Linked DNA regions of Homo sapiens: region 2 is linked to region 1. The links are chromatin loops, found by intact Hi-C in ENCODE. Cell type or tissue: B cell. All regions are shown on one strand. Each heading gives the region's core, and the rest is flanking DNA. Links, peaks and the distances in the headings are about the cores only. Region 1 overlaps CAST (calpastatin). Region 2 overlaps LINC01340 (long intergenic non-protein coding RNA 1340).

The links. Peaks named below come from ENCODE experiments on the same cell type or tissue, not always from the same donor. Only the 100,000 strongest peaks of a DNase experiment are listed, where the experiment ranks them.
Region 2: a loop joins it to region 1, with 12 times the contacts of the local background. A loop is called at or near these places in 2 of 110 quality-filtered maps.

What each region holds. Positions count from the first base shown.
Region 1 is chr5:96,743,036-96,759,144 of GRCh38, forward strand. CAST (calpastatin) reads left to right here. Exons shown (of 32, transcript NM_001750.7): 17 at 3,307-3,390; 18 at 4,310-4,357; 19 at 5,483-5,578; 20 at 7,552-7,647; 21 at 11,025-11,126; 22 at 11,623-11,706; 23 at 14,409-14,459; 24 at 14,548-14,619. Among named protein-coding and RNA genes, the nearest start is that of ERAP1, 57 kb to the right of the region's middle. In B cell, for the core only: a CTCF peak has its summit at 9,608 (motif pointing right); a DNase peak (open chromatin) is centred at 9,606; H3K27ac peaks cover 334 bases.
Region 2 is chr5:97,526,033-97,542,141 of GRCh38, forward strand. All of the region lies in intron 2 of LINC01340 (long intergenic non-protein coding RNA 1340), which reads left to right. Among named protein-coding and RNA genes, the nearest start is that of LINC01340, 29 kb to the left of the region's middle. In B cell, for the core only: CTCF peaks have their summits at 8,284 (motif pointing left) and 8,579; no DNase peak of the experiment used is centred there.

The sequences.
Region 1 (16,109 bases), core at 4,933-12,932:
CTGGTGGGAAATAGTGAAGTTTGGCAATTGGAAATTTGTATTTTCAGAAGGGTTCTGGGTGCTTCTGTTTATAAGAGAAGGAGATGTCTATACACGGAGTGGGAAGATCCTTCATTTATCACTATGGGGAAAGATGTTGAAAATTTTGTCTCAAATTAAAATCAAGCAACAATTACCCTAACTAGAGCTCCTGCATATTTATAGAATAATGCTGATGAGTGTTTATCCCGCCACACTCCAAGATCTTAACAAGCCTTCTGAACCAAAACAAGCTTACATCTGGTGTACGAAAGTTTTAATATTAAATTATAATTTTTGTGGAATTTTTCAACTCAGTCCTCTGGGGTGAAAGAGGAAGGAAAGGAGAGAGTTGCCGGTTCCTGACAAGGCAGTGTTGTGGGGAGATGGAAAGGTAGCCTGGGATCCCCAGGAGCCCGCCCCACCTCCATCAGCTCAGGCTGGGGGTGCTGGCAGGCATTGCTGTCACAATGCCCCATCTCTGCTGTCACTTCCTGTTCTGAGTCATCAGGGAAGGGGAGTCTCCCTGACTTCCAGCAACAATCCTTGAGTCTGGGACTGCCCTGGCCTAAGATGGGCCAGTTTCTATCTTCGACTTTCTTGGAGGGCTCACCGGCCACAGTGTGGCACGATAAGCTTTGTGACGGTGAACGCAGAGGAGCAAGAGAAGCAGTTCGTATCTTCCAGGACCAAGTAATGTATTGGGAAGAAGGGAAACTTGATTACAACACAATGTGAGATATACATTACTTAGAGTAGCCGACAGAAGCAGTGTCATCTTGAGGAAAGCGGGGTGTTGGCAGAATCCTGGGGGGAGTCAGGAGGCCAAGCTGAGTTGTGGCTTTACCACCTGAGGGCGACAGGGCCACAAGTATATTGCACTTCTGCCCCAAGCTTCTTACAGACACTTAAGGAGAGACAATTAATGTGGGAAGGGAGGGTATAAACATGTCATAAACCTCAGGATCAAAGGAGTCTTAAAAGTGACTAAAAGCAGATAAGCAGATGTTAAGAAAAAAAGTGACATAAAATAAGTTATTTAAACATGTGGGTAACTAGTTTGGGAATGCATATGAATGTATTAAGTTCCCTCTAGAAAACTTCAGAGTCGCAGCAAACTAAAATTCCAGCAAAAAGAACTCCTCTTTTCCACTCTTATGACATAATAGTTGTATTAGTCTGTTCTCATGCTGCTAATAAAGACATACCAGAGACTGGGTAATGTATAAAGGAAAGAAGTTTAATTGACTCACAGTTCCTCATGGCTAGGGAGGCCTCATAATTACGGTGGAAAGTGAATGAGGAGCAAAGTCACGTCTTACATGGAGGAAAGTAAAAGAGCATGTGCAGGGGAACTCCCCTTTATAAAACCATCAGATCTAGTGAGAATTATTCACTATCATGAGAACAGTACAGGAGAGCTCCGCCCCCATGATTCAATTACCTCCCACTGGGTCCCTCCCACGACACGTGGGAATTATGGGAGCTACAATTCAAGATGAGATTTGGGTGGGGACACAGCCAAAGCATATCACTAGTTTTCCTTTTTAATCATATACAAAGTATGAATGTTTCTAAAGAGGATCTTTCAGTCCTCTAGATTATTAACCTGAATTCTTAGTACCCGACTTAGTGGGTCCTTTACATCCTAGATAGTCTGATGTGATGAGAAGGCTCAGGAAGGTCACTGTCAGCCTGTAGGAGTGTCCACTGCCACCCCAGCATACCCCAGAATAGAGAGCTATCTGTGGAAAACCACACAATACTCCAGAGAGGAAACCCATGCCTACTTGGTATTCCCATCATCTACCATAACATAAAATAAAAGTTTTTTATTCTCTAATGATAGCCCATTATAAGTCTCCCACATTTTTAGGTGTGGCTGCCTAGTCTAGTGCCATTTCAATTCAGTAGGCTCTTTTTTTTCGATGCCTACTGTATACAAACCAGAGCAGGCATTTCAAGACTATAAAGATCAAAGAGGAAAATAAAAGCTCTGGCCGCATGTGTAACTTTCACTGTCCACAGCCTGAGATTAGTGGGGAGGACCGTCTTAATACAGGTGACCCTGGATGTTCATGAAGGCCGCTGTGCCTTGACCTGGGGAGTGCTGCTCCATGACAGGATTTCTCCAGATGCCGAAATAGAGCGTGACTGGAAATGTTTAAAAGAAAACCATGACTTCATCCTTTAATGAGAGCTTCTCTATAAAACAGTGAAACTAATCCCAAAGCATAGAACAGTGCCTGGTCCATTAAAAGTGCTCAATAAGTAGTAATTAATCAACTAACCAATCAGTGGGTTTAGTTACATTTAATGTTTAAATGTTTTCATTTGTTTTGTTTTTTATATTTCCTGTAAAACATGACCAGCTGACTTTCTCTATTATTGTGCGTATCCTGTTTAAATGTTACTAATTACAATTGTTTAAGAACCACACTCTTAGGCTAAGATGCAGATGGGGGCCGTGGGTTGGGTTGGAATATGCCAAGTGAACCTCCTACCTTGGTTAGTAAATTAAATCCACACCTTTATATAGGTACAAATTCTTACATATTATGGAACTTCACACTACCCACCAGCAGGTTAAATTGCAAGTGTTGTGTCCTAGCAGTCAGTGATCTACTATAGAACTATGCTTTTATTTGTAATGCAGCTAGTTGTTCATGGTTCAGTAAGCTAGAGAAGTCCTGGCATTATTGAAGAGAGTCCTTTTAAAAGAGGTAAAACAAGTTATCCATGGATCAGCCAAGATTTGTGATGGGCCGCTTCTCCCATATCTGAACTGGGTTTAATGTGAAAATTAGTCGTGTTTCCTCTCCCTTCCTTAGACAGCTGCCTCGTTGAGTAAGACAGATGAAGGCCATTAAAATAATTGCAACTAACTGCTGCACTGTGCTTACTGTCTTCAAAGGATCTTTTATTTACTTTTCTCTGGTGATCTTCACAAGTCAGTGAGCTAGATAAGGGTTATTAGTAGCCACATTTTACAGCTGAAGAAACTGGACCAAATAAAGGCTAAGTGGCTTCCCAAGGTCACAGCAGCTGGGAGCAGAACAGGGCAGTTGCCCAGGATCCCTGGCTGGGCTACTTTTGCTCAGTCACCCACTGCTCCCTTTCTCACAGCTGCCCACCATCGTCTTGTGCTTTGTAGTTTACAAGGCTCTTCCAGATGCTTTTACCAGATTTGGTCTTCTCTATAACACTCGAGAAGTACACAGAGGAAGTGATATCATCTCATTATGTGCATTATCCAACTACTTTTTTTTTCCCCTCCATTTTCATCAGGCAAAAGCTAAAGAAGAAAAACTAGAGAAGTGTGGTGAGGATGATGAAACAATCCCATCTGAGTACAGATTAAAACCAGCCACGGTAAATTTTTAGCCACAGTGCATGACAACAGCATCTTGCCTTTGCATCTTGTTTTGTTGTATCTGTACCCTTGACATTGTCAAAGGACATGTCTGTCCCCCATTCAGATATTAACTCTGAAAACCCTGAACCTTTTTTTCTCTGCTCCCTACAGTTAGACCCCTTGAGGGATGGTTTGTCCCTGCCTGGCTTCCTAAGTAGTGACCATGTGTTCATTTAAATTCCCACAGATTTAAATGTTTCGTTTATTAACAGTTCTTACAATAGATCCCAAAACTCAGAAGGAACAATTTGGGGATAATTTCTTTTCTAACTGCTATATGGATAAAAGCACCATAGGTCTTCTGAGGGGTAGATATGAATGCACGAGGGTTTACCAGTATCCTAAGTGAAGGTGGTTTTGTTGCTGTTGTTTTTGATTATGGTGAGGATGGTAGACTAACTCCTGTCATTACATTTGTCATTTACTTTTGAAATCATGCATATAAACACATGTTGGAATATAGTTACAATTCTAAGTTATGAAACCTCATATCCAAAAAAACTAAACAGTGTTATAGGAATGATATCCACCTCTTCACTCTAGGTTGGAGAATTGGGGTTTTTTAAAAGCTTCGATTAACATAGCTACATCTTTATTGCCAAAGAACTTTTTTTTCCTATTACTCTACCCAACAGATTAAAAACATTTTTAATAACTTAAAGTAAATGTGCATTCTGCTTGGTAACATCTCGATTTTTATAGCTCAACTCCTTTTTTTATACTTTATAAAAAGTAAATCTGAAACACAAACTCATGTAAATCTAAGAAAAAAATTAGCTGACATTTCATATCCTGGAATTCCCAGAAACAAACTTGATGGGACATGAAAGCAAAATTTTCTATTTCATTTCCAATGAATTTTAATTTCATTTACAGGATAAAGATGGAAAACCACTATTGCCAGAGCCTGAAGAAAAACCCAAGGTTAGGAAATACATTTTTTTCTGATACTTAAAGAACAATAGACATGTAAAGTATGAATTAAGATAATTTTGACAGTCTGGAATTCACTGTGCAGACTTGCATGCTAACCTAGTACAGAGGAAAGGGGAACTTCTGATGGTAACACTTGGCTGATACCTGTAGCTCCTTTCCATATATTTTAAAGATGATCTTCCTCATAAATCATTACTAGACTATAAATTTCTAGGTAAAATTTATTGCACACTAGAAACTGATGTCAAGAGGGCCCTTAAGTCAGATTAAGCTAGCACTTAGAGTTCCATCCTGATCAAATTCTCTAATGATTCTATTTTGCCTTAAGTTGGTAGTAACCTGTCACATACAATCAGCAACATTTATTAATCGCTTGCTATGCACCTGGCACTGCACCAAATGCTTTTTGGATATTATCTTTGTGAGTCCTCAATGAATGAGGACGGTACTGTTATTATTCCCATTTTACAGTGAGGAAATTGAGACACAGAGGGCCTATGTAAATAGCCCAAGGTCAAGGGGCTATAAAATAGCAAGCCAAGCCCAGGACTTAGAACTCAGGCTGTCTGGTCTGAGTCCCAGCGTCTGAATCACATGCCCTTCTATCATGTTACTGTTGTTAGTGACAATCTCCACATGCCCTAAACTAATACCACTCTCCTGAAAGAACAAGGGGTAGCAGAACTTTGCTGCCAAAATCCTGCATAATCATAGAAACGGAGTATATCATCCGTGTTTTGACTTATTCAGAAGAGAAGTCATGAGGAAATAGGAAAATAATAATCACATTTAAAAAAATTATACAGATCTTCATTGTAGAGAACAGGCAATTTTATTTGAACAAAATTCTTCTGAAACTGAAACATCAAGGGAATGTTTGACCAAATAAACCATTAATACTTTGGTCCTGAGGTGTTTAGTATTTCTTAATTGTTTCATGAAAATTTTATCTTAACGTTGATAAATGAAAAAATATGCCCTTTATAAATTAGCTTTGGGTGTTAAGTATGGCCTCATATGTGTTAATCAGGAAAAAAATTGCTCCATGAAAACTTTTTTTTTACAAAATAAAAAAGAGTCCCCTTGTAATATACAGCACTTCTTATATTACAGCCTCGGAGTGAATCAGAACTCATTGATGAACTTTCAGAAGATTTTGACCGGTCTGAATGTAAAGAGAAACCATCTAAGCCAACTGAAAAGACAGAAGTATGTTTCTAAACATATAAATCTCTAGTTTTGAGGTTTGTGATCTTAAAAAAAAATTGTGAGACAGACTGTTTTAGCATCAAGCAGTCTGTTAGAAAGCCCAATATGCCATCGTTTTTTCCATGTCATTTTTGTCTTCCTTTTTGGATGTGCTTTCTGCCCCAACCTAACCCTGATATTCTTGCAATTGAAGTCCTGCAATGACTCCTTCGGAAAGCTCTGGAACCCATGCCTTCCTTCTTATCCCAGCTTCTGTAACTGACCTGATTGGAACTGTCACCACCCCTCCCCTCTGGGTTGCAGTGGCCTTTCTGCAGTCTCCTTCATGTCCGCCGGACTCATTCTTTCTCAAGCATGTCTGTAGTTATGTCATTCCTCTGCTTCTATCCCCAGGAGTTTCCCATCCCTACAAAAAAAAGTTCCTATTACCATATTCTTGACCCAGTTTTCTTTCCTACCAAACTGTGTCCCTGTGTCAGTAAACAGAACAATAAGTATGTGTGCATCCCTGGCTTTTCTCACTTGGTTCCTCTGTCTTGATTGACCTTTCTTTCTAATGCTAGATCAACTAAAGTCTTACTCATCTTTTCAAGGCTCTGCTGAAATATGGCTTTATCTGCTGCTTTTCCCTCCCTAAGCTATATCCATCCAACCTTTATTAAGCAGAACACAACATGGCAGAGGATCTGTAGTTCTTTTTTTATATATCACTATTAAAGCCTTTGTTACAAAGAAGAGTTTAGCTGTTTTAGTCCCTCTTTAACTCTAACATTTATGCCAAGTTTAAATGGGTAGTAAGTTCCTTGAACGAAGAGATCATATCCTATTAATGACCATCTGCTGAGCACCTTGCATATAGGATAGGCTTCCATAAAAGTCTAGATTTAAAACAATTTGTTTAAAGGTTTGCTTCTGTTCTTTTTGTTTGTTTGTTTTGTTTTGTTTTTTCTTGAGATAGGGTCTCACTCTCTCTCCCAGCTGGGAGTGTAGTGGCACAGTCTTGGCTCACTCCAGCCTCAATCTTCCAGGCCCAAGCAATTCTCTCGCCTCAGCCTCCTGAGTAGCTGAGACTACAGGTGCATGCCACCATGCCTGGCTAATTTTTGTATTTTCTGCAGAGCTGGGGTTTGGCCATGTTGCCCAGGCTGATTCAAACTCCTGGACTCCAGTGATCCACCCTCCTTGGCCTCCCAAAGTGCTGGGATCACAGGCATGAGCCACCACACCCAGCCTTGAAACTTTATTCTTGTGATAAAATAAGATGGGACAGTGGTTCTCAAACTTTAGCATGCATCAGGATCATCTGGAGAGTTTTTTTTTAAACACAGGCTGCTAGACTCTACCCCCAAAGTTTCTTAGTACATGGGGCAGGGGTCTAAGAATCCGCATTTCTAGGTTCCCTTATGGTGCTGAGGCTGTTAGTTCAGGGATTACACTTCCAAAACTTGTGGCTTATTACTACTACCTTCCATTCCTACATAGCTGTATATAAAGTGCTCTTAGGTTTATATAAATACAATATTTTACATAATGCTATATTACATAATAGGCATATTTGTTATACATAATGACAAATAAATAATAGAAATAATAGCAATAATTGCTCAAATGTATTGAGCTAACTGTGTTCCCAGGTACTATGCATAGCACTTTGCCTGCATTGTCTTATATAGGCCTCTTACCAACCCTTCAGATGTGGATACTGTCATTGTTCTCATTTTACACATGTGGAAACTCAGTTTCACGAGTTTCAGTAACCTGCCTAAGGTGAGAAGTAAAACCAAGTTGAAAAAAATGGCAGCTGAAGAGTTTTAGCATGCTTTGACTTATTTACTATTTAGCAATCCTTAGGTATTCAAGAGAATCATGTTCACACCATATAATGTAGCGGAGTGTCTTGTTGGTCTACCATTACTCAGTCTTATTAACCAAATATTTCTAAACTTATTGAGAGTACTTGTGTCTTTCCTCAGGAATCTAAGGCCGCTGCTCCAGCTCCTGTGTCGGAGGCTGTGTGTCGGACCTCCATGTGTAGTATACAGTCAGCACCCCCTGAGCCGGCTACCTTGGTGAGTGACTCCCTGGGCATTTGAGCAGTGGCTTGAGAAAGTTTTCTGCCTCCTCCTGTCACTCTCTGCTGTGTATTACCATCATTTTATCTTATCCTGACAAATTAAAAATAAAATCTGATATCATTATAGTATCTGTTGTTTCTTTGGGCTTCAGGGGTGTCGTAGAAATTCAGACTAAGATTTAAATTTTTAATTAAATTACTCCCAACTGTATTTTTCTCTACTCTTCTGAAATTCTAGTTCCTCAGCTATTGTGGATAATCCTGCCTTTTCACTTCTCTGCATCTTTTAAGCCTATATGGATTTCCACCGAAAGCCCAAAGTTACTTTTTTACTGACTTTCCTGGTAGAATAACATGCAGTAAAATCATTATGATTCCTCCCCACTCTTCCCACTGCAGGAGGTGAAACTGACTCAATTTCTTTCTCTTTCCTTCTTCTTTTCGTGCTTCTCTCTCACTTTCTAATTTTCACATGAAGTATGATATTTAAGAAGGTGAATCTTTGTTTCCTTTTGATTTTAGTGTTTTTTTTCCATTAGTTAATGATTGAATTTGACTCAGGGAATAACATCTGATGGAATTATATTTCAATTGTATTTCATTACTACAGAATTAGCACATCTTCCCTCTGAACACCTACCTTTCATCATCTGCTGTGCCATTGCTCTAGATGTTTTGCAATGTCTTCTCATTAAATTTTCACAAGGACACTATGAAGTCTGTCCTGATCATCTTCCTGTAATAGATAAGGGAAATGAGGCTTTGAGTTGACCTTGATCCACTTGATATTTCAGAGCCTCAGTTGAGATGAAAGATATGGCCCCTGCTCTCAGCTGTCTTCAAGACTAGTGTGGATATGAGCCCTCCCCAGTTTTTTGGGGTTTCAGGGTACTCTTCAGGTACTTTTTACAGCATGTGTGCTAGGCCACAGTGGTAAAGAACCGGAGAGGAGGAGGGACTCTAGGAGGACTCTGGTGAAGAAAGCAGGCAAAGAGGCTGTGATTGGAGTCAAAACAACAATAGCCAGCATTCCCCAGTAGAACTCTTGTAACCAAAACCTGCACCTGCACCACCTGCCTCATCTGCCAAGTGTGACTGCCCGGGCTTTAGAGGGCTCAATTCCTTTTCAACTTTACCCTGACTGTAGAGCTGAGCATTGGATTGTTAGAAAGCAGACAAACCAGAACAAAACAAAAAGCTCTTGTTTTCCCTTTCCCCGTCCTCCTTTCCAGGGCCTTAACCCCACCAACTCTGGCCATGGTTGCCCAGGTTACTGTCACTGAGGCAGTTGGCATTTCTGGGATTGTGACACCCTCGAACGCCAGAAAGAATAGCTGTAGAGTGTAATAAAGGTCAGAGGACTCAAGAAAGGCATGAAGATTAGAGAGTAAAGGAAGACAGACCAGAGGAAGGAGATGAATGCGTTCCCTAGGTGGTTCTTGTGTGTATAAAAGAAAATTTATTAAGGAAACCCAGAGACCTGAGTTGTAGTTGTGAATTTGATAATATCAAATACTACAGAAATAGAAGTTTTAGTCCTTACTCCTGTTTCCAGATTCCTTTGTTCTTAAGTCTGCTTCTTCTCCTAGGTTTTCTTTAACTGTTTCAGTAATTTCTTAAGCAAGAGGTTGGCAAAGGGCACAGGTTTGGGGAAGCAGTGGTTTCCAAAGATTCTGTAGCATAGAGTATGAGAAAACAGAATTGTAGTGTGAGCAGGTGTCTTAAATCATGTAGCAACTCACATTGCTTGCATAAGACTTGGGTACCAGTGCAACTCTTGATATCCTTGATTAGAGTGTTGCAACTCTTAATACTTAATACTTAATTTAGGTATAATCCCAAACAGGTTAGAAACCTCAGGGATAACCTCAGGGATTTTTTTTTTTTTTTTTTTTTTTTTTTTTTTTGGTAGCTCTTGGGAATAAAACCCATGCAGTATTCAGCCACTAGGTGGTGCTAAATCACTTTTCTTTGGTGATCTTTCCTTTTGCAGTGCAGTTTATCAGAAAAACAGCTTTTCTTACTTGAAATCATGGCTAAAATATAAAACAGAAATACAGTTTTACTCTAAAATTTTAATAGGTGCTCATTGTGAGGTCAGAGATTTTAATAATAAGATTAAACTCTGAGATTGTTTGACCCAAGGCCTTTTACATTTTTGTTTGACCAAGACCAACAGTGGGAAATTCATTGATATTGCAACCCCATCCCCATACACTGGAAGCAACAGTTTAAAGAATAGTATTTATCCCTTCTATGTATGATGCATTTTATACACACACACACACACACACACACACACACTCTTACATTTTTTTTTTTTTGAGGCAGAGTCTCGTTCTGTCATCCAGGTTGGACTGCAATGGCATGATCTCGGCTCACTGCAACCTCAACCTCCTGAGGTCAAGCAATCCTCCCACCTCAGCCTCTTGAGGAGATGGGACTACAGGCATGCACCATCATGCCTGGCTAATTTTTAAAAACTTTTTGTAAAGATGGGATCTCACTGTGTTGCCCCGGCTGGTCTCAAACTCCTGAGCTCAAACAATCTTCCTGCCTTGGCCTCCCAAAATGCTGTGATGGATTACAGGTGTGAGCCACTGTGCCTGGTCCTGTTCTCTTCATTAAAAAAGAAAAGTCCTGGCCATGAACCATTAAGTTGATTCTTATGACCTACTAATGTACAGACGATTCCCTTTATTTTCCCTTGACACCATTCGTCCTCTGTGTTCACCAGTGTGATTTTAAATACCAGCATGGCCAGAGTTCATTACATTTGGGGGAGTACATTTCATTTTGAACAATCGGACCACAGGTAGACAGTTCTCACTGTGCCATTCAGGTTAGTTGGTCACAGGCAGAGTCATCAGAACCAGCCCTGAAACTCCTTTGGTCAGTAGAAGCCCTGTGGAGAAAACAGGCTTCCGAGCCTCCTCTTCTGAGACAAGCCAGGCTGTCCCACAGGAAATGGAGAGGAATGGCCTCTTGTGGGCTCTCTGAAAATCTTTCCTGTGCCGTCTATGGAATGATCTCCATAAAGACCACGTCTTTCTTTTTTCCTGGTATGCAACTTATCTGTGATACACCTCAGTCCATTGTCTTTCTTATTTCTAAACCAACTCTGGGTCAGGTCTCGTAAGTTTCACATTATCAACATATAATTTGCACACAATGTTTAATATAAGAAATTTGCTCGAATGTTAAACGTTTTGTTTTTTAAACATAGATTCTAATTCAGTTGATAACTCGAGTTATTAAAAGATAGCGTGTGCCTTTTATCTGAAATAATGATATGCCTTTCTGAATTGATAGCATATGTTTTAAAGGGAGTGATTAACCACCTACTTAATATATCCACTAATGCACTTTCAGAAGGGCACAGTGCCAGATGATGCTGTAGAAGCCTTGGCTGATAGCCTGGGGAAAAAGGAAGCAGATCCAGAAGATGGAAAACCTGTGATGGATAAAGTCAAGGTAATGGCAACTGAGATGCTTCTGGAAAATAAATATCATTGATCACCTTCTCCCCCTGCAAATAAGTTAGTCATTTGTTTTGTTTTTTATATTTCCTGTAAAACATGACCAGCTGGCTTTTTCTATTATTGTGCATATCCTGTTTAATAAGCTAAACCTGAATAAGCTGCAGTGTTGAACCCCCACAGTGGATGGTCGACATGCACAGACCGGAGGCCTCTGAGTCTCATCTTTGCCCACCTGCATTGACATTGCTGGGACTTGGGAAGGAAGGGGCAGCTGCCTGCTGCTCCTCACAGCTGTCTTGCATCCCAGCAGGCTTTCTGCTGGTGCCTGAGTCTGCCAGATGAAGTTGCTGTAGGAGCACTAAGCATACGGTCATATGTACTTCCTAACCTAATGATAGATTTGTTTACCTCAAATCTAGTCACTCAGGCATGAATTTTATGGAGAGAAAAAAACATGCTAACAATGAAAATGGTATAATTTTTCTCAGGAGAAGGCCAAAGAAGAAGACCGTGAAAAGCTTGGTGAAAAAGAAGAAACAATTCCTCCTGATTATAGATTAGAAGAGGTCAAGGTAAACAGGCTGGAGTCTTTTTCTATTTTATTTTAATTCATACTGAATTCATACACAGAACAAAGGTACTTGGGAACAGAACTGGAATATAAAGATCTTGTTTCTTCATATTTCAAACACCAAATAGTATTAGTCTACTACTAATAGTGTTAGAACACCAGATACAAAGCTAAAATATTCCTAAGTAGACTTGATCCTCAAGTGAAAGAAATCTAATGTCTAAGCTACCTAATGTTTTCCTTTCTAACCCACAGCTTGTTACAATACCAGAAATATTAAAAAACCTTGTGTAGATAGGAGAACTAAAATGAGGAATAGGCCGGGCATGGTGGCTCATGCCTATAATCCCAGAAGTTTAGAAGGCCAAGGCAGGAGCATCTCTTGAGCCCAGGAGTTCAAGACTAGCCTGGGCAACATAATGAGACCCTGTCTCTACAAAAAAATCAAAAAAATTAGGCATGGTGGCATGTGCCTGTAGTCCCAGGTACTTGCGAGGCTGAAGTGGGAGGATCACTTGAGCCCAGGAGGTAGAGGCTGCAGTGAGCCATGATCGTACCACTGCACTCCAGCCAGGGTGACAGAGCGAGACCCTAACTCAAAAAGAAGTAAAAAATGAAAAAAAATAAAATAAGGAACAATTACTTTATATAAGAAAAATTTGCAACTTTCAGATATAAGTTGGAAAAATAAGAGAACCTATTTAACATTGAGTATAGTGTTAAGTTGCCCCATTTCTTCTATTTTGAAAGTACAGATTGTACACAACAAGGGGGAAGACCCCATTATGAGTCCTGTGGTTTAAGTGCAGTCACTTAAATGAGGCGGATTCGTGGACAGTTGAACAATGTCAGTCATCTTTGTAGCAGGCCAGGATTTGAAAGAGTATTCAACTAAACTTCATTAACAATTCTAGAAAATCAAATTCATGCTTCTCACTCATCCATGTGCACTAGCCCATTTATTTAGCAGACACGGGAACTAGACTGAACTATCCGTGATTGAAAGTTTATTATTCTGGAAACCTTTATATTTGCTTCCTGAGTTTTACAATTCAGTTGCAGCCATAGCGTTTCTATTAATTTGGGCTCATTTGTACATTGCTTTGCAAAGTTCCTAGAGAGCATGCTAAGGGCCACATGTTCTGTCTCCACTGAGTGCCCATTCAGTAGAGGCTGGTCAAGTGCAGGTAAACTCTCTTCATGATAGGTGATTGGTTGGTGATTTGCTCTCTCCCTTTACTGAATTTAGTAGTAGTGTTTAAGGAAGCAGTTGATTCACAGTCCCTGATCACTTTATTCTGTAGTCATTTCATCCTCCTCTGACTTACCTCACACGTTATTAGTTACCTATTAATAACATTTTCAGGCACTAGCTTCATCTCATTTAAATCCTATGTTGGTATTCACCAGCTATGTTCCCATCAGGTCTCCTCAGTGAGATTTGGCTCCCCGAGGGCAGGCCACAACCTCCCCTTCCAGACGCAGAATGACGCAGTGATGGAAAATCGATTTCAGTTTGAGTAGGGAGCAAAAGTGCTCCCAGAGTCCCAGGCATCACTTAGGAAATTTTCTGCCTTTACAGCTAAGAGATGGTGGAGAACAAGCCCAGGTTCAGCTTTCCCCTGTACCTGAAGAATGGTCAGAAGGCAAAAGTCAGTCATGAGGGAAACAGGTGATCCAAGTTGAATATCCCTCATCTGACATGCCTGGGGACCAGAACTGTTTCAGATTTCAGACTTTTCTGGATTTTGGAATATTTGCCTCGTATCTGTTGAGCAGCCCTAGTCTGAAAATCCAAAATGCCCCCGTGAGCATTTCCTTTGAGTTGTCAGGTCAGCACTCAAAAAGTTTCAAATTTTGGAGCATTTAAATTGTTTTCAGATTTTCAGATTAGGGATACTCAACTTGTACCTCTAAACCATTGCACTTCACATTTTCAATGAAACAAAAACCAACCTTAACCAGTTTCTCAGGTGAAATATTCATATATATGTATATCTTTGTATTTACTTATTTTTGTGTAGGTGGATAAATGGGATTTACTATTAGTATATAGATCTCCTTTTACTAAAGAGCCCCGCATGCTTTCTTCATTTTGTCGTGTTACTCAAATGTGGCACTTGGAGTCATAAACAGCTTGACCTAATCTGAACCATAAGTTGCAGAGCGTTTCACTGACAGGTTAAACTCCCTGAGGGCAAGGCCTTTGTGCGATTTTCTGTTGTATTGCCAATGCTTACTTAGGTCAGGGCTTGGCATGTAGTCCTTGCATATGAGTTAGATGTGTGGCTTACAAGGTTAACCAGCATTTTCCAGACAACCTCTACAAAGCCCACCCCCATGTAGGTAAAGGGCTTATCCCACACTGTCCTGCAAACCCCAGTCACAGCACCACATACCACACTATGCTGACTTTCACGTTTTCCTGCTGTGATAGTCTCTAGGCTTCTGAGGTCACAAGCCATACCTCATCCAGTGTGCAGCCCCCGTGACTCAGGAATGCCTGGTGCTTGTGAGCTGTTTGTTGCCATGAACTAATTAGAGCATATTCTCTGGTGAGAGAATCCTTCGTGACATGATGGATCTAATTTAAAATGTACAACAGCAAGTATAACCTGTAGACCCTTTGTAATGTTTACAAGGTTTCATACTTTGGATAAAATGTAAAATGATTTCATGCCATGTGTTTTCCCCCCCGGATAGGATAAAGATGGAAAGCCACTCCTGCCAAAAGAGTCTAAGGAACAGCTTCCAGTAAGCAAACCAGTTTTCTCTGAGGATATCTTTTCCTTTTGGCCCTGATTGCAATGGTGTTTGTTGATACATTTCCTGGTTCTTGCAGCCCATGAGTGAAGACTTCCTTCTGGATGCTTTGTCTGAGGACTTCTCTGGTCCACAAAATGCTTCATCTCTTGTAAGTCCAAAACTCTTGGTTTTATTTCTTTAGTTTTTTTTTTTTTTTTCCTTTGAGATGGAGTCTTGCTCTGTCATCCAGGCGGGAGTACAGTGGTGCCATCTTCAGTCACCGCAACCTCCACCTTCCAGATTCAAGCGATTCTCCTGCCCCAGCCTCCTGAGTAGCTGGGACTACAGGGGTGCACCACCACACCCAGCTAATTTTTGTATTTTTAGTAGAGACGGGCTTTCACCATGCTGGCCAGGCTGGTGTCAGTCTCCTAACCTCATGATCCGCCCACCTCGGCCTCTGAAAGTGCTTGGATTACAGGCATGAGCCACCGCGCCTGGCCTATTTCTTTAGTTTTAGAGTGGCAGAAATAAATGGAAACTGGTGACTTAGAATCTGACTTGGGAACTCAGGAACAATCATAAAATTAATGGCCCTCAACCCACTGTAGCCATTAAAAATGTGTTGCACCATGAAATACTGTCCCAACATAGTGGATGCTTTTATTAGTGTAACTAATATCAAGTACCAGTACCCCTATGAAAAGAGAATTTAAATGTAAGCTTATCCAAAATTACTCCTCAGACAACTTTACCTATTGATATTTCTACAATTTATCATTTCCCAAATTGCCTCCTAAGGGAACTTAGCTCCATGTGGAATATAGAGTCCCTCAAAGGGAACTCTGTTACTCGAAAAGTTTGGACAATATTGGGTAATGTTAAGCAGGTTTCTCTACTGTAGGATTTTCATGGCTTTTTATATGCAAATATATAGTGAGTCTGTTAGAGTTCCCAAACTTAATAACTGCAGAACCTTTTCTTGTGGGGTCTGGTTTATCTGTTTACTGGGAACTCAGTTTTTAAACCACTGAATGTATTATTAGCAGTCAGTTGGAAAGGGATTAACAGTTTCTATGACAGTGGCATGGAAAATATATTTATATCAGTTGGAGAATAGACAGAATGACAACTAGAAGAAATAATGATTCTTTGGAATTGCCTGAAGTTGTTACTTTTGCTGAATGAAGCAATAAAGCCCCTCAAAGAAGAGCTTACTAACCAGAGCATGTTATTCTCTGTACCCCTGTAAAAGCACCGTGCTGCTCAGTCACCTCATCCCGTGACCTTCCTCTCATCGTCTTCCATACAGACCACATCACAGCAAAGCACTCCAGCCTTGATTTAGAAACCATAAGACATGGGGAAGAATACAATGTGAGGAGTACGCCAGGAATGTGGAGTCATAGCATTACACTGAGGCAGAACAGATGAACAAATAGTGGGGAACAAGATCTCAATTCCCTTCCTCCTCCTATCATTATTATTATTACAATTGTTAGGGTTGTTTTTTCTTTTAGAAATTCAAAGATTTGGAAAAAGTAACAATGGATTTATATGCCCCCTTCAAAGATATGTAGCAGTGAAATGGTGAGATGAAACAACCTTTAAAAAAAATCTTACTCTTAGAAAATTAGCAAAGGAAACATTAGTGCCAAC
Region 2 (16,109 bases), core at 4,385-12,384, 780 kb after region 1:
TGCAACATAATTCAAGCCTTTAAGATCAACTACTCATTTCTCACGCAATAATCAGGAAGAGAAGTCTCAAAATTCAAAATATCGTTGCTTAAGCATGGTCACAATCATTTATTCAGATCAAAATCCAATCCTTAAAATTTACTCTGAGTCACTCTCATGATATATCTCCTTAAGTAACAGTAAGATTCCTCCATTTGTATAACATTAGTAATTATTACTAATTGTCCTAATAATGCTATCTACATCTGGTTAATTCCTATCATTGTACCTCCTACAATGTGATTAATGTCAGGAGTGGGGAATTTTATGTATTAAATTTCTTCTTAAAGGTTACACCCTGGAAATGTGAGGGAAAGTATTTGTGGCAATGGGATGTCACCCAACTATAAGGTTAACAAAGAATGACCAAACAATAAAATTAATCATACGTTTTCTAAATCACCAAGAGTAAACCAAATTATAATTCTGTTTTAGAAACATGAGAATGAATATTTATGGTACAGACAGGCAGCTCTTAGATGGAATATTGAATCTTTTTCTTAAAGCTATTTGGAGGAGATCGTCAGAAAACGTGTGATTACTTTTTCTTTATATGATCTTGGCCCACAAATAGTCTTTCCACAAATATTTTTTGGGATAGAGACAGTTTTGTGCTTCAGAAGCTAATAAAAATAACTTTGTTATTTTTTTTACTACCTGACGGTCACCATTTTAGGAAATTTACTAGTATTATCTTATTTTGTTCTTATAGCAGATACTATTTACTATCCACATTTTATTGATAAGGAAACTGACAAAGAGCTTAAATAAGTTGCTCAACATCATGCAGGTAAGAAGTGATAGAGCTGGGATTTGGTTTCCGTGTCTTACTCTATTCTAAACCATGCCATTTAATACAGATCATTATTTGTAGATGTGTATTTTTAAAAAGGCCACTGTTAGCTTGAACAGCCCATTCACTGTACATTTTTAAAACAATAGCTGTACACCATTAGAGCTGTGCAATTCTAATTCATTAATTTTACAGATGAGAAAGTTGATACTCGTAAGGGTAAGGTATGTATGCAAATGTCCAACATCAGGCCACCCGTTGGTGTAAAAGGTGGCTTAAAATCTAGTATTCTCACTCCTGACTGGGTCCTCTTCCCACTGACCACACTGTCACCAATATACCCTCTTCAAGTAAATCTTTATTAAGATAAAGATTGCAAGTTTGTAGTACTTATTAATAATATATATCTTTTGTATAAAAATCATCTCCAAGCATAATGTCACCTAATGTCTTATAGCATATTTTATAATGCAACACACACACACACACACACACACACACACACACACACGGGTTTTTTTTTTCCCCTGATTTTTAGTTTTTCTCAGTAGAACATAAGAAAAATCCTTCTTATGTCCTTCAGGAGTGAAGGCAATAATCACTCTTGTTCAAAAGGTCATATTTATATTATTTTAGATATCATTGCATCTTTTTTATAATGTTAGCATGTTTCAGTTTTTGAAGCCTTGAAGCCAGTGTGTGTGTGTGCGTGCGCGCGTATGTTGCATTATTGGGGATTGGGACACATGGTACAGTGAAAAATATAGCCACAGAAATAACTGGCTTGGAGAGCTCCTGTATCAACCTTTAGGTTAAAACTACCTGGGTAATGTCCGGGTGCAGTAGCTCACGCCTGTAATCCCAGCACTTTGGGAGGCCTAGGCGGGTGGATCACGAAGTCAGGAGATGGAGACCATCCTAGCTAACACAGTGAAACCCTGTCTCTATTAAAAATACAAAAAATTAGCCGGGCGTGGCGGTGTGTGTTTGTAGCCCCAGCCACTCTGGAGGCTGAGGCAGGAGAGTGGCCTGAACCCGGGAGGCGGAGCTTGCAGTGAGCCGAGATGGCGCCACTGCATTCCAGCCTGGGCGACAGAGCAAGACTCCATCTCAAAAAAAAAAACAAAAACAAAAACAAACAAACAAACCTACCCGCGTAAGAAAGGGCCACTTACATCACAAAGCATTCTTCAAAGAAAATGTTAATACGTAAAATCCTGATATGAGGTGAATTTTCATTAAATTGTTTTAATTTTTAATCCAATCGAATTCACAATGATGGTACTTTATGGTGCATATACAATACTTACGTGCCATCTTTTATTCATGCAGTACTAAGTATTATGTTCAGGGAGTTATTTAAAACAAGAGAGAAAATAGAAGATTCAGCCTTTTTCCTATGGGTTATAATCTAGTAGAGAGTTAGACAAGACAAAACTAGTGGAACTAGAGAATGGTTCAATGCTTTAAGGGAAAAAATGCAAAAACAAATTCCTGTAGCAGTTGACAGGAAGGAATGGCATTTGCTAAAATATATTAAGTGCTTACAGTGTGCTTGGGTCTTCAAGAGGGTCCACTGAATCCTGCCCTGATCCTACCCTGAGCTCAGACTAGATTCAGAAATAGAAAAGAGTAGCAGATGCCTGCCAAAATAGCATTGCTTTAAATGACAAAGACTAAATTGTGGAAGTTATCCTAACATGAGAGGGGTCTTCTACTCTCCTCCAGCTAAAACCCAACTCCCAAGAAGAAAAGCAGAGGAGGTGAGTTGTGCTGTTTGTTCTTCCTAAATTCACCAATGAGATTAAAGCACTCTCTTCTGGTAAAAAAAAGAAAAAAGAGAGAGAGAGAATATGAATTACATAAAGCAAAATACTAATCCCGGTTCTGTAATAAAATGGGCATGGAAAGCTAAAGCAATTAAAGGGCATCATCAGCAGCAGCATTATCATTAACATCAGCATCATCATCTTGGAACTCTTAGACAATAAAGCCTATTCTAGGGTGGCATGCATGACATGGGCTTTTGTTTAGTTAAAAAAAGATGTCACACAATCTTCAGCATATATCCCTTTTCAAGTTCCTGTATTGGTCATCCTGGCTCCCCAACATTTGATCTCTTGTTTATTGTTCTGACTGAACACCCTAAGTCCTCCCTCTGAAACATAATATTTTTTTCTATCTGGGAGAGGACACTTAAAAGAATAAGTCAGTGCCTTACTGTGCTCATACTAACAGATGTTAGAAAGTAGCTCAAGCTGGGAGAACGAGCCCCTAACCAGCTGTTTCATAGCCTGTAATTACAGCCTTAATAAATGAATCATTTCCTTCAGCTGGCACTAGTTGGGATCTACGCGTAACATTTTGTGTGTTAGCTGTTCTGGAAGCATTTCACTGCTTGCTGATGCTTTAGCACGGAGGTCTGTGAAATCAGGTATCTAACAAAAATCACCCTGATAGTATATAAAGTATAGGCAAATTTAGTGACTGGTGGTGGGCTCATATGAGAAAGAGAACTTATCAAGTCCTTGGTAATGTAATTGGCTTAACTTATTAGACTGTAGGTTAGAATATAAAAATCAAACTATAAAATTAATCTGCTGTACAGTGTGCTAATTAACCAGCTGGGTCAGCTTTGATAGTCTTAATTTTACAGATTTCCTTGAGGACATAATCTAGTTTGGTGACTCAGAGCTGTATCTCCCTCCTGCTAGGACTTAATAGTAATGGCTCCTGTTTTTTTTTTCCTCAGGATGTCAGAGACTTCATCTTTATTTCTTTTGTTAGATTATATCCTTTTCACATCGAAATCGCACTGGGGACATTGATATTAGACATTGCATTATAAAAGTCCAGATTTTCCTATGTCTGTCTGCACAGTTTTTTCTCTGGGGTGATTAATGGTCATATTTCAGAACAATGAATCGTATTTCAGAACAATCATCCCAGAGTGAAATAGAGGAGACAGAAATAAAATAGCAACAAGGGGTAGATTGAAGGTAAGAATGTGGGCTTGGTGCAAAGACAAAGATGAAGTGGGAAATCAATCAGCTGCGAGCTTCTTCAAAATAAAGCAATGTGGGATGTGAAGAAGGGGAATGAGCAATAAAAATCAGTTCTCTTCCAAGCCTTAAGCTTACAAAGCAATCCAGCTAGGGAGACAAATAAAACAATACAAGCAAAAACATGTCTTAGAATAACATTTTTGAGGATGAAGATAATATATGCTTGATATGGGGCATTCATAAAATATAAAGAAAAAAATTACCTGGAGATCACCATTGTGAATATTTCTATGTATTTTCTTACAGCTTTTATTCTTCTCTAAATTTTCTTTTCTACTCATCTGCAATCATTTTTTGTGTGTAATTTTGTATTCTCCTTTTTCAGCATTATGTCATAAACATTTTCTGAAGTCAACATTCCGAAAACATAGGTATGACTTTTATTGCTGTTTTTTTATCAACAAAATTTACACACATAGAAAAATTTAGAAAATAAAGAAAATAAAAGCTACTGATGCTATTGATGATATAAATGCACATACATTTATGTGAATTCTGTAATCTATGTATAACATGTATGTGATCACATTATCTTTATTATTTTGTGATATGCTTTTTGATACTTAGCAATATAGTGTGGATATCTATCATTTATCTGCCCCGTCTTTCAAATGTATATACAAGCATTATTTTTAATAAATACATAGTGGTATTCTATAATTGATTTAATCTATCATATAATATTGACTTTCATATTGCTTCCAAATTTTACTTTTACATGTAATTATGCAATTAGTCTATACAAATATTTTGCCATTTTTTACTGATTTTTTAAAAAATACATTTTTAGAATCCATAAATTCATACCAATTAACAGACTTCCTGCTAATCCTTGTTGCATATAATAGTAATGGGTAATTCCCTTAATCATATTCAATTTACTAGGCAGATGATATCTTTAATGTTTATTTTTATTAATATTGATATTTAAAATTTTTATTTTTAATATAGTTTGATTTAATATCTTTGATTTTATTATAGTTATTACATATTTGTATATTAATATTTCTTTTGTAAATGGCCTAATTTTTAATTTCTCACTTGTATACAAGGAGATAATTCACATTTTTATTATTTATAATTGTTATTTTGTTGACTGCATGATATCATATATATTTAGCATGATGAATATAAAAGAGACTTTTTCTGTTGCATCTATATTTTGGCTACAGCTTCAAAGCTGAGAATGATATGGATACGTATCCTCACGATTTTAATGGAGGAACTAGACACAGCCTATACACCCTTCAGGATCTGAGTGTTTCAGAGACCCATTCATCACCATTAACAACACCCAGAGATTCATTTTTGATTTACTAAGATGGAATACTTAGAGAGGAATTTGCAAAGAGAAAACTGTTATTTCTCCTTCTCTTCCAATCCTCAAGCAAAATGAAGGCAATTCCAAGAGTTCTTGACTGCACCTTTGAAGTTGTGGAGCACAGCTAATGGAAAAGGCTGGAGGCAGGAGCAGGCTGGAGCAACCACAGAGGCAGAGCCAAGAGATGGGGCAGTAGGAGAATGTGGTTAATGTGTCTGGAGTGGGGCGAGGTGATTTGGAAGGTTTCTCTAGAGGCAAATGGTAGACAGCCATGTCATCTTGTGTGATCTCCCCATGGTGGCAAGTCAATTTTCCAGTTGTTCACGCCCCAAATCTTGGAGTCACTCTTGACTCCATATCTCTTCTGTAGACTACATCTAATTTTGCTCCCAATCACCTCTTTCGGGGTTGCTATTGTAATCCAAGTCTCCATCATTTCCAGTTCAAACTGAAATTGTTGTATGTTTGCCACTTCCTCCCCTGATTAGTTTCAACATAGCACTCAGAGTAGTTCTTGTAATGTTTAACTTGAATTATATCACAGCTCTGTTCAGAACTCTATTTCCTGTGGCTTCATGTCTTAAAGTAAAAGCAAAAGTCTTAAAATTGGCATATAAGGTTCTATGTTATCTGTCTCCCCATACATATATTTGTTCCTTTCTGAGCTAATTTCCTAGCACTTTTCCTCTTCTCATTTGGCTACACACAGGGCACTGCTCATTCAGCCTTCAGCTTGCCAAATGTGCACACACCCCAGGGCCTTTTCACTTACTATCTCCTCTGCCTGGAACATGTGTCCCCAGATATGCATATACTTACTCCTCTACTATATTCAGGTAGCATCTCTTAGGCCAGCTTTTTAGAAAGTCTTTCCCTTGCCATCCTTGATATTAGCATTTCCTTCAGTCACCTGATATCCCCAAATTCCATTGTATTTTTCTATCAGGCACTTGTCATGTGACATATTTTTATATGCTTATTGCTTTATTGTTTTAGTCTAACGTTAGAATGTGAGCTCTTGGAGAAAAAGGAGTTTGTCCATCTTGTTTTCTTTGTCCTATCACCACAGCCTACTATAGAGCAGATCACAGAGGAAGTATTCAATAGATATGTGTTGAATAAATGATAGATGCTTCTGATTTAGAAGCAATAATTTTTCCTCAAGTATGCTTCTTTTTCTCTTCTTTGTTATGTTAGTTTTATTTAATACTCATGGCTAGGTGCGGTGGCTCATGCCTGTAATCCCAGCACTTTGGGAGGCTGAGGTGGGCAGATCGCCTGAGGTCAGTAGTTTGAGACCAGCCTAGCAATCATGGCTAAACTCCATCTCTACTAAAAATACAAAAATTAGCCGGGCATGGTGACAGGTGCCTGTAATCCTAGCTACTCAGGAGGTTGAGCAGGAGAATCGCTTGAACCCAGGAGGCAGAGGTTGCAGTGAGCATTGCATTCCAGCCTGGGTGACAAGAGCGAGGCTGTCTCAAAAAAAAAAAAAGACTCATAAATTCCCATTTAAAGAAACATACTGATAATAGTTGTTTAGTCTTCTCATGGCTAGACTAACTGGTATATCTGTAGCACTTTGACATATGGGATGTGTGTTTAGTAACCTCCCATTTAATGCTTTAGTTAATACTGTAATACATAATTTTGTACTCTTCTACATTGTACTTTTGTTATTTAAAAAGCTTTCTTGTAAGCAAGTGTCTTCATTTGCTATTGCATCTGTAACAAATTACCATAAATGTAACACACCACAAATTCATTATTGTACAGTATTGGTCAGATGTCTGACACTGGTTTCCATGGGCTGGAGTTACGGTGGTGGCAGGGTTGGTTCCTTCTGGAGGCTCTGGGGTAGAATCTGTTTTCTTGCTTTTCCAACATCTAGTGACCACCTACCTTCCATGGTTCATGGCCCCCTCCTTCATCTTCAGATCTGGCAGTGTGGCACCTGTGACCTAGCCAGAAAAAGTTACCCACTTTTAAGGATTTCATATGATTAGACTGGGTTCACCTGGATTATCTCTCCATCTCAAGTTCCTGAAGCCTAATCACATCTGCAAAGTCCCTTTTGCTATGCAAGGTAAGATATTCACATATTCTGAGGCCCAGGGTGTGACTGTCTTGGGGATTAGGGACCTTAATTGGCCTGCTACAGAAGAAAAGAAAACATTGCTATCTCTCATGCTTGTTCCTGCTGACCTCTAAGACTAATATCTTATTTCTCTCTTTTTCAGAACAGCTTTCTTAAAAAAAAGATCACTATCTGTTCCCTCCATTATTCATTTCACTCTCACTTTTTGATCTCTTGTAGTTAATATAACTTCAAATTCCACAAACATTTTGAAAATATTCTCTCCAAGCCTGACACTGACCTCCTAATCACCAAAATGTGCTGATCTTTTGCCTCTGTGTATTAAAATAGGTCTGAGAAACTAGTAGGCAGCTACACAGTTCCCATAACAACTGGGAACGATGGAGCCTGATGGCTCAGGCCAGCCTACAGAACCCAGATGCCACTCCCTGTCGTGTAGAACTTGCCCCCTGGCCCAGTAATGACCCACTCTTGCCCTCATGTAGAAATGTGGCTCGCTTTTCAGCTCATTCATTTCTCTTCCATGTGTTTCCATTTCTCTTCCATGGAACATTGTTCCATGTGTTCTCTTCCATTCATTTCTCTTCCATAAAACTCTCTAGCTTTACACTCTTTCTCCAGAAGTTTAGCTTTTCTTGTCATGTTCTTTTTGTAACACCCACCCGTCTTTCTCACTGCATTAACATAAAAATCTCAGCTCCTTGGTCTTTCTGTTTTCTAAACAAGGTTTTTGATGTCTAAACCAGGTGCCCCTTTTCTGTGGGGAATAATTCTGAGAAAAACAGCCTTTTCTAAAGTAACTTAAGTGCCTCCCTTGTTACTTGGTCACTCTCTTTATTCAATCTTGCCCTCCTTGAGGGCAGCACTGAACAGAACCATAGCTTTAGGGCACTGCTCTGAAAAGACTTGTTATTGGGCCCTGAGTGAGGGTGACCTCTGGTGGACACAACTGATTCTTTTTTCTCATCATGTGTTATTGCTGCTATTGCTATGTTTGTTTAAATTGTGGTTAACCATTTTTAAGTGTACAGCTCAGAAGTGTACAGTCACATTGTTGTGCAATCAATCTCCATAACTCATTTCATTTTGCTAAAGTAAAACTATAATCCAGTAGTAACTGTCCATCTCCCCCAGGCCCTGGCAACTTCCATTTTACTTTCTGTCTTTATGAAACTGACTATGCTAGGAACTGCATGTAAGTGGATCACATGGTGTTTATCCTTTTGTGACCAGCTTATTTCACTTAGCTTAATGTCTTCAACATTCATCCATACTGTAGCATGTGTCATAATTTACTTTCTTTTAAAGGCTGAATGGTATTCCATTGTATGCAGAATACCATATTTTGCTAATCTATTCATCTGTTGATGGACTCACGTTGCTCTCACATTTTGGTTATTGTGAATAATATTGCTGTAAACATGGATGTACAAATAGCTCTGGACACTCTGCTTTCAATTCTTTTTACTATAGACCCAGAAGTGGAATTGCTGGATCATCTGGTAATTCTATTTTTTAAAAACTTTTTTTACTGATACACAATGAATATACATATTTTCATGGTACATGTCATAATTTGATACATTAATATAATGTATAAAGATCAAATCAGGGTAATCGAGATAATAATCACCTTAAATATTTATGTCTGTGGTGGGAACATTTGAGTTATTCTCTTCCAGCTGTTTTGAAAGGTACAATAGATTAATGTTAATTAATGTTAACGAGTCACCCTACTCATGTCTCAAATACTAGGTCTTATTTCTTCTAACTGTATCTTCTAACTGTATATTGGTTCCCATTAATCAATCTCTCTTTATCTGACCCTCTGCCTTTCCCACCTTTCTGGTTTTCTAGTAACCACCAATCTACTCTCTGTCTTCGTGAGAAGTCCTAACCACAGATAATTCTATGTTTATTTTTGGGAGGACTGCCGTACTGTTTTCCACAGCAGCTACACCATCTTACATTGGCATCAACAGTGCACAGGAGTTTTGATTTCTTTAACACTTATTTTCTGTTTTTATTTTAATACACCTAATAAGTTTGAGGTGGTATCTCATAGTTTTGTTGTTGCTGTGTTTTTCCCACTGTTTATTAATCATACACCATGTGTCAAGAGCTTTTAACACTCTTGGCAATCCTATGAAGTAGGCATTACTTTTCCAACTCACTGTTGAGGAAATGAAGGCTCAAAGAAATGAAGTGAGGTATTAAGTAGTAGAACTGGGTCAAATCTAGGTCTGTTTATCTGAGGTGCATACTTTGAAAGGTGATGCTCCCTCATATTCAGTGTACCTGGTTTGTTTTAGGTTTCTATCATACTCAATTGTAAAATTTTTGAAATAATCTTTTTTTCTCTTCCCGTCACTAGGAACTCTATCTATTGCTCGCAGAGCTAGAAAAATGATAAGGAGATTAACTGCCCAGCATTTTGTGGACCAACATCTCTGGGCTTTATTGTTCCTCTTCTTCACTAGTTGAGCACATATTTCTTGAGTGTCTATGTAACATACTATATTTGGCCCTGAGAACACAGCAGAATAGGCAAGCTAGATCTCTCTCAAAGCACATAGGGGCTTTTAATCTTGATGATGACTTGTTGATCTATCTCATGATGCCGTGCAAAGAAGTCATTTGGTCAGAAACCACTGAGGATTCTTTAATAGGGATCTTTGAATGCCATAGCGGGATGGGTGAAAAGCAGGGTGTTGTACAGGTTGAAGGTAGTTGGCAACATCTGAGGCTCATTAGAGGAACAACTTCCAGATCCCTATGTCCTACTGCCCACTTGGCCACCTTTTAAATTCTACATTCTTTTTCCTCTAGGGTCTCCTTATTTTCAAGATTCCAGTAATCACCTTTGTGCATGAGTCTTTACCTCCACCTCTCTTTGATATCTCCTCCATTCCTGGGGGCCTGTACACATGTTACCCACGTGACATTTTCTCTTGAATGTCATGTTGTACCTTCAAATTTTGCATTCAATTTTCAAATTCAATTTCAAATGTCCCTTCAAGTTGCAAATGGGCTCATACTTCTGATATCTCTTTTCTATTAGTGTTACTTTATATTCACTTGGGCTTCAAACTTTAAAGTCATTTCTAATCTGTCTTAAGTCAACCAACTACTCAGTATTAGTAATTTGTCCTTGTTGACATTCTTTTCGTATTGAACCCAACTAACCAAAGAGCAGAAGGAACACACCTGTTGTCAATAAAACTAGAATTATTTAACTTGCTGTGGCAAAGAACATACTTTAGGAAAATCTCACAAGTGTTTCAGTGAGGTAATTTGGGATGGTCTTCTAACTGGGTTTGAGTTTGTATGGATGATTTTGAGGAAGGCTTAGGGAAGTGAAGGCTATTTTTTGAATCAGGGACATTCAGTGATTGAAGGTCAATAATTTTTATCTAAAAGGTGAGAGAATTAAAAAATGCTGGAGTTATTGATAAAACAAACAAACAAACAAAAACTCCAGGAAACACTCAGAGAAAGATGATATGAATCAGAGAAAGGTAAATTTAGCATTTTGTGGTCAGACAGTGGCCTTGCCTATGTCTTTCTCTGAACATGGTAATGGAGTAGACTGAGAATTTTCTATTTCCGATTATGAACATCACAATCTGGTTTCATTTTCCCAACAGGGATTTACTTTTCTTTCTTCCCTCACCTTCCATCCACATCTGAACTTATCCCCTCCTGTTTGAACAATTGGAGGAGCCATTTTACTTTCCTGTGCCTCTCTCGCTCTGCCCACTCTACTCTGTTCTTCACATCATTGCTGAGTCAAAAAACATGACTTTAAGCTTGTTACTCTTCTGCACAAAAGACTTCTTTGGGTTTCTATTGCTTATAGAAAAAGTCCACAGTCATTATTTTGATACTCAAGGAAGTACACACTCTATTTCCAATCACCCTTTTCAGAACTCCTTCTCAGGCCTCCCTTACTTTTTAGTCTAATTTGAATATAATATTTGCTTTCTAGTTTTTATGCCAGTGAATGCTTGATGTGCTGTTAATATATATATATATTTTATATTACATATATAATACATTATTATATAAAAAATACGGATTTTTTGGGGGGGTCTAGAACAGACTTGCTGAATGTGAACCTTCAAGTGGGAGTGTAGGTAACAGAGATTTTATTTTCATTTTGTTTCTCTCTCTCTCTTTATTTATTTATTTATTTATTTATATTTTTTGAGATAGGGTCTCACTCTGTTGCCCAGGATAGAGTGCATTGGGGTGATCAGGGCTCACAGCTGCTTTGACCTCTCAGGTTCAAGTGATCCTCCCACCTCAGCCTCCTCAGTAGCTGGGACTACAGTCACATGCCACCATGCCTGGCTAATTTTTTATTTTTATTTTTATTTTTTGTTGAGACAGGGTTTCCCTATGTTGTTCAGGCTGCTCTTGAACTCCTGTTCTCAAGCAGTACTCCTGCTTTGGCCTCGCAAATTGTTGGGAATAATAGGCATGAGCCATTGAACCGGCTGCGATTTCATTTTCTTAAGGTGATTGTGCTGCAGATTGCTTATGCACCACATTTTGGAGTGCATTATTTTATGGCATTATTCATGCTGTTCCCTCTCTCTGGAAGATGCTTCAATTACTTGAGTTGTCCACCCTTTAAGTCCAGTTGAGAAATCTGTCCCTAACTGCCTAAGCTTAGAGTCCCTCTGAATCTGACCTGTTATAGTATTCATTACATGTATCATGTTACTCCTTTGCTATCTTACCCATTAGAGCTTCTAAGTGCTTTGAAGGCAAGAGCCTTGCCTGTATTTCTTTCTAACTCTCATTGTCCAAGGGCAGTCTTTTATAAACAGTAGGTGTTCAGTAAATAACCACAAAAAATAGCAACATGGTTCACTGATACTCATTAAATTTGAATATAAAAAATAATTTCAATCAGCGGAATGGATGTTCCCTAATACTGATCTCCACTGCAAATTAATAATTTCTATATAATGTTTAGTCAATTATTAAGGTCCTAATTTTAATTTTAAAAATTGAGCCACATTGAGAATTTTAAAAAATCATTTTGTAGTAATTTTTTTTGAGACTTCTTATATTTGCGTTTTAATATACATGTTTTCAGACAGAGAGAGGGAGAGAGAGAAAGAGCTTACCTTTAATCTGTGTGCATTTTTATTATAAAAATTGAAACTCAGGAGATAAGGAACCTCATTTTATTGGAAAGGTATGCAAAATTTACAAACTTTTCACACAGCTTCTCCAAGAAATCTTATTATGTTTTGGGATTTCAGCCTGGTTGATTTAAAGAGTGGTGTTTCTAAAGATTCTTATCACACTCCTTACACTCTCAGTTCAATCTTAGCAACTTGGATATAGAAAAATGGTTTTCCTTTCCCCTGGAAGGAGTGGTCTCTAAACACAACTGACTTTGAGGCAATTATTTCCTTTTCCTTGAAGTGTAGATATAGTCTCTGCTACTACACAGAGTAAAGTGTAAAAATTTAATCACCCACAAGCCTTCTTTCTTATTTCCATGCCTATGAATCTATATAACAAAAAATACCTTACAGAAAACACATAAAACTTTCACTGTGGTCATGAATTGCTCCAAACTGCTCCTCAGTCTGTGAATCTCAATGAGGCTGTAGAATTGGGTCTCTTGAAGGAGTACAAGCAGTTCAGTTGGTTACTCTTCAGTCTTGAGCGCCATCTGCACTGTTGGAGGCTTTGTGTTCACGACCTTATTCACAGGCATCACTTAGACTCTATTGTCTAAGGCATGGAGGGCTGACAGGGTGTGATGCAGCCATTTCCTGATTTGCACATTTAGACTGAGTGTTCAAAGCCACAGAGCATTGTCTTTGTTGATACACTCAGCCCTACATTCTGTTAGGTGTTTTTGCTGGTTTTGAGAAGAGAGTTCTTCAACATGCTCTTTTCTATCAGAGAGTAAATAGACTGCATGTTACCTGTGGCCACAAGGTGCAGAGACTGGGGTTAGAGTTCAGTGGTAGAGCATTTGACTGCTTACGGTGCAGAGAGACAAGCAGTCCCCAGCACGTATGAAGTGCTGGAGCGTCCTCACTCTGCTGTCTCATGACTGTGTGCTCGCACAAGCCAGCACATCTAGTGGCACCTGGTTATTGCCCTAAGACCTCCTTTCCTCTCTTCATTGATTATCTGTAAAACATGTAATAGATGAATGAAAAAATAAACACTTGGATATAAAAGATATGTTTGTTTCCATGATCAAATAGTTTGTGTATAATTCAATCAGTGACTTTTTGACCCCCCAATTAAACAACATGTAGTACAAGAAAATAAAGGAACCCTTTCATGTTGAAGGTGAACTTGTGAAAAGAGAAGAAAAAGAGGAGGTATTGATAAAGCACAAAGACCATGAAGGGCATTAGTGTCCTTACTCAACCTTAACAGGGACTAAGGTCTGAGAAAAGTCAAACACAGATGTTCCATCCTATAAGGGACATTACAGATATCTAGTCTGATTCTCAACCCTGGTTGCATATTAAAATTGTGTAAGAAATGTGGGTATTAACTGGTTATTGAAATACAACAGGTACACACCATGAGTGTACGGCTCAATCATTGTATTAGTCTGTTCTCACACTGCTAATAACAATATACCCAAGACTGGGTAATTTATAAAGGAAAGAGGTTTAATGGACTCACAGTTCCACATGGCTGGAGAGGCCTCACAGCCATGGTAGAAGGCAAAGGAGGAGCGAAGTCACATCTTGCATGCCGGCAGGCAAGAGAGAGCATATACAGGGGAGCTCCTCTTTATAAAACCATCAGATCTCATGAGATTTATTCACTATCATGAGAATAGCACAGGAAAGACCTGGCTCCGTGATTCGGTTACCTTGTGGGTGCCTCCCACAACACATGGGAATTATGGGAGCTACAATTCAGGATGAGATTTGGGTGGGGACACAGCCAAACCATATCAATTATTAAAAACCACAATTTCTTTTGCACCAACTTAATAATTTTCACGAGGTAAATATGCCCCTGTAACTACCATCAGATTGAGAAATAGAACATTTCTAGCCACAGAAGCCCCCATATTTTTCCTCGTCATTATCTTCCCCACAGAAGTAACTGTTGTCCTGACTAAATACTATAAATTATTTTTGCTTATTTTTGAAATTTATATACATGGAATAATAGAGTATTATGTTCTTCTGTGTCAGGCCTTTTTCCTTTTCTGCCCAAAACAATGTTTGTGAAATTCTGCAAATATCAATAGTTCATTCCTGGAAAACATTCTCATTGTTGTCCACTACCTAATTTATGAATATGCCACCATTTATTTACCTATTCTACTGTTAATGGACATGTGTTGACTGCAGTTTGGGACTACTGCAAACAGGGCTGCCATCAATATTACTTTATAAATATTTTGGTGAATATATGTAAATATTTTGTGGGGCGTATACTCAGGAATAGAATCATTGGACCATGATATATGTGTATGTTCAGTTTGGTGTGCACGGCTACTTATTTTCCAAAGCGATCATACCAATCTACACTCAAATTCTAATTGCTACATATTCTTACCTACCTAGAAACTTTAAAAAATACCCAAACTCAAGCTCCATTCAGGCTCTACCCCAGAACAATTAAATAATAATTTTTGGGGGAAGTGTGTCCGGAATTGGTCGGTTCTTGGTCTCACTGACTTCAAGAATGAAGCCACGGACCCTCGTGGTGAGTGCTACAGTTCTTAAAGGCAGCGTGTCTGGAGTTTGTTTCTTCTGATGTTCCAATGTGTTCGGAGTTTCTTCCTTCTGGTGGGGTCGTGGTCTCGCTGGCTCAGGAGTGAAGCTGCGGACCTTCGCGGTGAGTGTTACAGCTCTTAAGGCAGCGCGTCTGGAGTTGTTCATTCCTCCCGGTGGGTTCGTGGTCTCGTTGGCTTCATGAGTGAAGCTGCAGAGCTTCGCCGTGAGTGTTGCAGCTCATAAAGGCAGTGTGGACCCAAAGAGTGAGCAGCAGCAAGATTGATTGCGAAGAGCAAAAGAACAAAGCTTCCACACTGTGGAAGAGGACCCCAGCGGGTTGCCACTGCTGGCTCCAGCAGCCTGCACTTATTCTCTTATCTGGCCCCACCTACATCCTGCTGATTGGTCCATTTTACAGAGAGCCCGGTGGTCTGTTTTGACAGGGCGCTGATTGGTGCTTACAATCCCTGAGCTAGACACAAAGGTTCTCCACATCCCCACTAGATTAGCTAGATACAGAGTGTGGACACAAAGGTTCTCCAAGTCCCCACCACAGTAGCTAGATACAGAGTGTCGATTGGTGCATTCACAAACCCTGAGCTAGACACAGGATGCTGATTGGTGTGTTTACAAACCTTGAGCTAGATACAGAGTGCTGACTGGTGTATTTACAATCCCCTAGCTAGAGATAAAGGTTCTCCACGTCCCCACCAGACTCAGGAGCCCAGCTGGCTTCACCCAGTGGATCCTGCACCAGGGCCGCAGGTGGAGCTGCCTGCCAGTTCCGCGCCTTGCGCCTGCACTCCTCAGCCCTTGGGTGGTCGATGGGACTGGGCGCCATGGAGCACAGGGTGGTGCTTGTTGGGGAGGCTCCGGCCGCACAGGAGCCCACGGGGTGGGGAGTGTGGGGCTCAGGCATGGCGGGCTGCAGGTCCCAAGCCCTGCCCCCGCGGTGAGGCAGCTAAGGCCTGGGGAGAAATCCAGCGCAGTGCCGGTGGGCCGGCACTGCCGGGGGACCTGGCACACCCTCCACAGCTGCTGGCCTGGGTGCTAAGCCCCTCAGTGC